Regions from separate parts of the Homo sapiens genome. Here region 2 is linked to region 1. The links are chromatin contacts, found by Hi-C or POLR2A ChIA-PET in ENCODE. All regions are on one chromosome and are shown on one strand. Each heading gives the region's core, a stretch centred on a gene start or an enhancer-like site at or near the end of the contact. The rest is flanking DNA. Distances are from core to core; before and after follow the strand shown.

Region 1 (2,825 bases), core at 260-2,759:
ACGGAGGGGAGGTGCGTGGGTGGAGCACGGAGGGGAGGTGCGTGGGTGGAGCACGGAGGGGAGGTGCGTGGGTGGAGCACGGAGGGGAGGTGCGTGGGTGGAGCACGGAGGGGAGGTGCATGGGTGGAGCACAGGATATTTTTGGGACGGTGGAACAACTCTATGATACTATAATGGAGGATGTGTGTCATTACACATGTAGCCAAACCTACATTGACAGCAGTGGCTGCTGCCATCATCCGCCTGCAGCAGGGAAGCGTGGCTGGGGCCTCACACTCCATGGAGCCAGTGGGTGCCCCGCCCCTTCTGAGTTCGGAAGGGAGCTGTCCGTGCTCCCCGTGCTGCTGCACCTGCCCAAACCACAGCTGCAGACCCAGGCCTCCTGCTCTACGAAGCTGCCCAAACTGCAGCTGTGGATATGAGCCTCCCTGTGCACTTGAGGGAGCTGGGAACAGGCAAGATCTGCCTTCCCGGGTACAGCTGCAGCTGCGGCACCCACGGCTGCAAACCTGGGCCTCCTATTCCAAAAAGCGGGCAGGAGCTAGGGACAAGTAGGAGCCCTGCCCCTTCCGAGTTGGTGGGAGCTCCCAGGTGCAGCTGTGGCCGCCCTCCCGGGTACAGGACCTGGGTGTTTCTGCAGCCTACACCCTCAGGGGCCCCAGGAAGGACCCCCCCTACCACATCCCTGCAGGCTCGGGGGTGTCTTCTGCTGCCTGGCCTCTCTCCACTCCTAGCGCCTGCTCCGATCTCAGAGCTGGGGCTGGGGCCAAGCCCAGGGGCCATGAAGGGCCGTGGGAGGCAGATTGATTTCTGGGTAGAAGGGGCAGGTCCCCAGGAAGGCCCTACCTTCAGGCCAGCGAGGGCCTGAAGGCTGGGGGCTGGGCTGCCAGTGCTGCAGACAGGAGTGGGGACTCTTGATGCCTCTTCTGGGCCCACCCATGACCACTTATGGACCAATCGGCATGCACTTCCTCCCCTCAGAGGTCCATACAAGCTCTGGGCTCAGCCAGAGCAGGGCAGAGAAGGGTCACAGGATGAAGAGGACAGAGGGCAGAGAGACGACCGGATGGGATGACCAGCTGCAGAGAGGAGTACCCTCTCCACTGAGAACAGCAGAAGGCAAGACAACCTGTCCACAGAGAGGAGCTACCCTCTCTGCTGAGAGCTTCAGAGACCTGCAGAGACATCTGAATGACCTGCCTGCAGAGAGCAGCTTCCCTCTCTGGGGCCTCCTCTCTGCTGAAAGCTGAACACTCGAGAGACGACCTGCCTACGAGAGGAGCCACCCACTCCTCTGAGCTGTTCTGACACTAAATACAACTTTTCTTCTTCACGCTTCACTTGTCTGCGTACCTCATTCTTCCTAGACGCAGGACAAGAGCTCTGGCAAAGGCGCTGCAGCCACAGAGGTTTCCGGCCGGAAAAATCGGCACCCCAGAGATCCCATGAGAACGTCACGTACAGCACTGAGACGGAGCCCTAATGAAAACTGTGGCTCTGGGTGATAATGACGTTACTGTGGGTTCATCAACTGTAGCAAATTCGCCCTCTGCTGGGCGTTGTTGGAAATGCAGAGGCTCTGGGGGGTCAGGTATGTGGGAGCTCTCTGTACCTTTCTTGTAATTTGATGTGAACTTAAAGCTGCTCCAAAAAGATAAAATCTTGAAGAAAAGCGAAAAAAAAAAAAAGGAAGAGAGGAAAAAATGACAGGCAGAAGGTCACGCCTGGCCCCTCAGTGCGCGTCCTCAGGCCTCTGCTCCCAGCTGGGGCTGGCAGGTGGTCGGGGGGGCACCCAGCTCCTCCACTCCCCACGCCCACCACAGCTTTCAAAGTTAGGAACACAGGCAGGGTGGAGGTGAAGTCCGAACAGAAAGAGGAGACTTAAGGGAGGGCGAGCCCTGACTTTGTTTCGTTTTTCCGAGGCGACATTCGGTGCAGCTTTCTGGGTCCCCAAGGCTGACCCTGCTGCACCATGAACCACACGTCCACACCCTCACTGTCTCCCGCTCATGACATCAGCTCACCTGAGACTGTCACCGAAGGCTCTTTAACGTGAAATGAGTGGTTTTAACTATTTTTAAGTACACAGTTGTGTGGCATTAAGTGCATTCACTATGATGTGTGGCCATCACCATCGTCCACCCTAGAACCCCTTCATTTTCCCCAACAAATTCTGTCCCTTTAAGCAAGTGCTCCCCATCCCCCACCCCCTTCTACCTTCTGTCTCTGTGAATCTGATGACCGTCAGTCTCTGAGCACAGCCATACCATCGTGGGCCTTTTGTGTCTGGCTTACTTCACCGAGCATAATGTCCTCAGGGTTTATCCGCATTGTGGCAGGTGCCAGAATCCCCTTCCTTTTTTAAAGGCTGAATAATGCTTTACCGTATGGATAGACCACATTTTGTTTATGCGTTCATCCGTTATCGGACGCTTGGGTTGGACCATGTTTAGTGGGTGTGAATAAGGCTGCCCTAAACACGGGTGCACAGGCATCTGCCCAAGTCCCTGCTCTCAGTTCTTTTTGAGAAATACCCAAAAGTGAAATTGCTGGGTCATATGGCAGTTCTATTTTTAAGGTTTTGAGGAGCCGCCACACTGTCTTCCCCAGCGGCTGCCCTGTTTTACATCCCCTCAAGCAATGTAAAGGGTCCCGGTGTCCCCACATCCTCCAGTTTCTCCACATCCCGAGCACTTGCTGTCTTCTATTTTTGATACTTGTTACCCTAATGGCTGTGAGGTGGCACCTCATTGTGGTTTTGATTTGAATTTCCCTAATGACCTGTGATAGTGAGCATCTTTTCATGGGTTTATTGGCCATTTGTA
Region 2 (2,866 bases), core at 30-2,529, 220 kb after region 1:
ATGACAATTTTAGTCTAAACATATTATCAATTATCTTAGAAATGAACTATGTCACTAATAAAAATCATCATCATATTAATTTTCTATTTGGCTTTCAAATTTATAAAACCTTTATCATCTCATTTGATAAAATCCTGTGATAGTTTCATTACAACACAAATTGCATGTTGTAATCATCTTGCTTAGTTTCTGTCACTTTTTAAAACCTGATTTGTCTGTCACCATGCTGGAATGTCAGTGCCTCTGTGGCATCACCTGTCTCTCTTGCCACCGCCTGGCTCAGGCCTGGCACGTGCTCAGTGAGTTTGCAAGACTGAAGGGCACCCCTGCCTCCACGTCAAATCCCAGGGGTCCCTCACGGCGCTGCATGTGGGAAGATGGAGGCTGAGCCCCAGTTTGCATGCCATGGTGCTGGCCCTCGCGTATGAAATACACCAGTGATTATAAAGGTTAGTGAAAAATCTAATTATGAAATTGTACATAAACTACGATTAACTCTTTTTGTATATAGAAGAGGATACAAGGAAATATATCTAAATTGCTATGTTCACTATGCTCAGTGATAAGATTAAAGGTACATATTTTTCCCCTTTGATTTTCAACATTTTCTCAAACGTGCTTCTATTACTTTTACAAATTATCATAATCAGAGACGTAATACCCTGAGTCACCTGTTGTGTTTACTAAGACAACAAAGTACTTTGGGGTTTCTTTGCTCCTTGCAGACAGGGTGGTGGAACTGAGGGAGACTGCAGCCAGCCCAGTCGTGCCCACCCGGGCTTGCCACAGAGTTCATGGGCCTTGGGGGCTTCGTGCATTCTGCTCCCTGCTTAGAAACAGCCTCCCCCAGGCCTTCCCCGCTCCTTAGCGTGGCTGACTTCCTCTGGTCCTTTAGGGCTCAGCTCACCCGACTCCTCCCAGGAAAAGCTCCCCAGTCAGAGGTTCCTCCCTCTGGTCCTTTAGGGCTCAGCTCACCAGACTCCTCCCAGGAAAAACTCCCCAGTTAGAGGCTCCTCCCACGTGCTTTTATTTAGCTCCCTCAGCAGCTACTATGCGTCTTCATGACCTGTTTACCTCGTTCCCCAGGGAAGTCACAGGCTCCCTGAAGACAGGAGCCGTGTTTTGGTCACGGCCTCCTCGCACTGGCCTGCAGGAGAAGCTCCAGGGATACGTGAACGGATAGATGAGTGAGAGGCTTTGGGTGCCCTGAGCTCGAGTTTGTGTTTTAAGGCAAGTCATATCACTTATCAGTCATATCACTGCAGAATGAGAATGCTAAATTTCTCTTGTTCTTACATCCTGTATTTGCACAGCACTTTCACGTTATCACGTGTGACAGAAGGAAGACAGCCTCAGCCTCCCGGCTCAGCCACTGGGTCTAGTCCATTGGGCACAAATACAAACCTGCAAGGTGTGTGTGGCTCGGAGAGGGGCCCCTCAATGTCAGCAACAAGGGGGGATTTCAGAAGGTTCCAGTCTCCTTCTTACCTCTCTTCTCTACTTCTTACCTTCCTTCCTTTATTTATTCCTCTTTTCCTTCCTTTTTCAAATATTTTGAGCTCCTGCTGTTTCTATGCCAGAGAAGGAGGCAGGCCCCAGCGAGACCGAGAGAGCTGAGGGCCCGCTGGCCTGGAGGCCTCCGGAAGGCAGCTCCTTCACCACTTTTGATCCCCCTAAAATGTCAACAGACTTTAACCACTGATTATTTGTCATTTAGACCCAAGTGCTAATGAATCTGTCCCTGGTGAAGTTCAGGATGGGCCCCCGGGAGGACCTCGGGCCTGGGGGAGCTGGTGTGTGGGGTTCTTCCCAAGCATGGCTGAGCATGGAGACGGTGGCCATAGCTGAGAGCAGGACGCTCCCCACCCTTCTTTCCTCACCTTCTAACTGGAAGAGGGGTTCAAGCCCTGCTTGGTGAGGGACTTAAGAAGGTGGACAGAGGCTGCCTCAGCAGGCGTGGGTCTCTCCTCTCTCCACACCTGTGCACCAAGTGGCTCGGCTTCTGTCTGATTCACACAGTGCGTGTCTGTGGGCAGTTTTGTGTGAAAACACATCTGCTGCATAAGAAACGGTGGGTGTGGGTAAAAACTGCTGCCAAGGGAGCCACAGAGTGGAGGCCATAGAGCATCTACTGTGTTTCTCTTCAGTTTCACATGAGGCACATGTCACATGCACACACGTGCACACATAACACACTCACACGTGTGTGCAGAAATCTCACACACAGGACATTCCCCCCACCAATGCCATCCCGAACCCACTGAAGTGCTGGAGAGAAGGAGCCACCAACCCTTTCCAGGTGAGTTCCAGGAGTGAAGAGGACTCAAGGCTGCTCAGAGCCTGGTTAGAGCCACGGACAGAGAACGGAAGCCTCGACTGAGCCGTTAGAGGCAGCAGCCTCCCACTGTCCCCCAAGTGCGGGGTCCAAGCTCTGCCTCAGTGACCAGGCAGAGCCTCGCCTGGGTCCTGCAGGACTCACACGGTGAGTGGATGCTGCTGCCACTGCCGTCCGCACCTCCACTGGTGGTGTTTCAGGACCAGCTTGTCAACTGTAACAGAAACATATATAAAACCAGAATCCATTTCTCTTCTTGAGAAATAATTTAAGATTAATTATAATTTTACAGAATGCATAGTTAGTATAACTGCTGATGAGGGACTGAAGGCATCACATCTTTCTTTCTTTTTTTTTTTTTTTTGAGAGTCTTGCTCTGTTGCCCAGGCTAGAGTACAGTGGCACTATCAGGGCTCACTGCAGCCTTGACCTCCCTGGCTCAAGTAATCTTCCCACCTTAACCTCCTGTGTACTGGGACTATAGGCATACACCACAATGCCAGGCAAATTGAAAAATTTTTTTGTAGAGCT

What was found. A loop is a pair of places that touch in the nucleus more often than their neighbours do. ChIA-PET counts read pairs that join two places held with the same protein, here RNA polymerase II (POLR2A). Pooled maps may share reads with other maps.
Region 2: a map of HCT116 shows a loop between it and region 1 (4-fold over the local background). The contact joins two enhancer-like sites. A Hi-C loop is called at or near these places in 1 of 168 maps with a recorded cell type or tissue (HCT116) and 7 of 50 pooled maps. POLR2A ChIA-PET finds 5 or more read pairs at or near these places in 2 of 52 experiments (WTC11 and activated CD4-positive, alpha-beta memory T cell).

The regions. Positions count from the first base shown.
Region 1 is chr7:158,975,687-158,978,511 of GRCh38, forward strand. LOC124901795 (a long non-coding RNA gene) reads left to right here. Exons shown (of 2, transcript XR_007060626.1): 2 at 982-2,825. Among named protein-coding and RNA genes, the nearest start is that of LINC00689, 31 kb to the right of the region's middle. RefSeq lists enhancers at 276-1,016, 958-1,077, 1,088-1,137. Within about 2 kb of position 1,510, at least 9 of the 41 ENCODE cell types and tissues checked have a DNase peak (open chromatin) inside an H3K27ac peak, as active enhancers do.
Region 2 is chr7:159,196,437-159,199,302 of GRCh38, forward strand. No RefSeq gene overlaps it. Among named protein-coding and RNA genes, the nearest start is that of VIPR2, 53 kb to the left of the region's middle. RefSeq lists an enhancer at 729-838 and a silencer at 949-1,018. Within about 2 kb of position 1,280, at least 8 of the 41 ENCODE cell types and tissues checked have a DNase peak (open chromatin) inside an H3K27ac peak, as active enhancers do.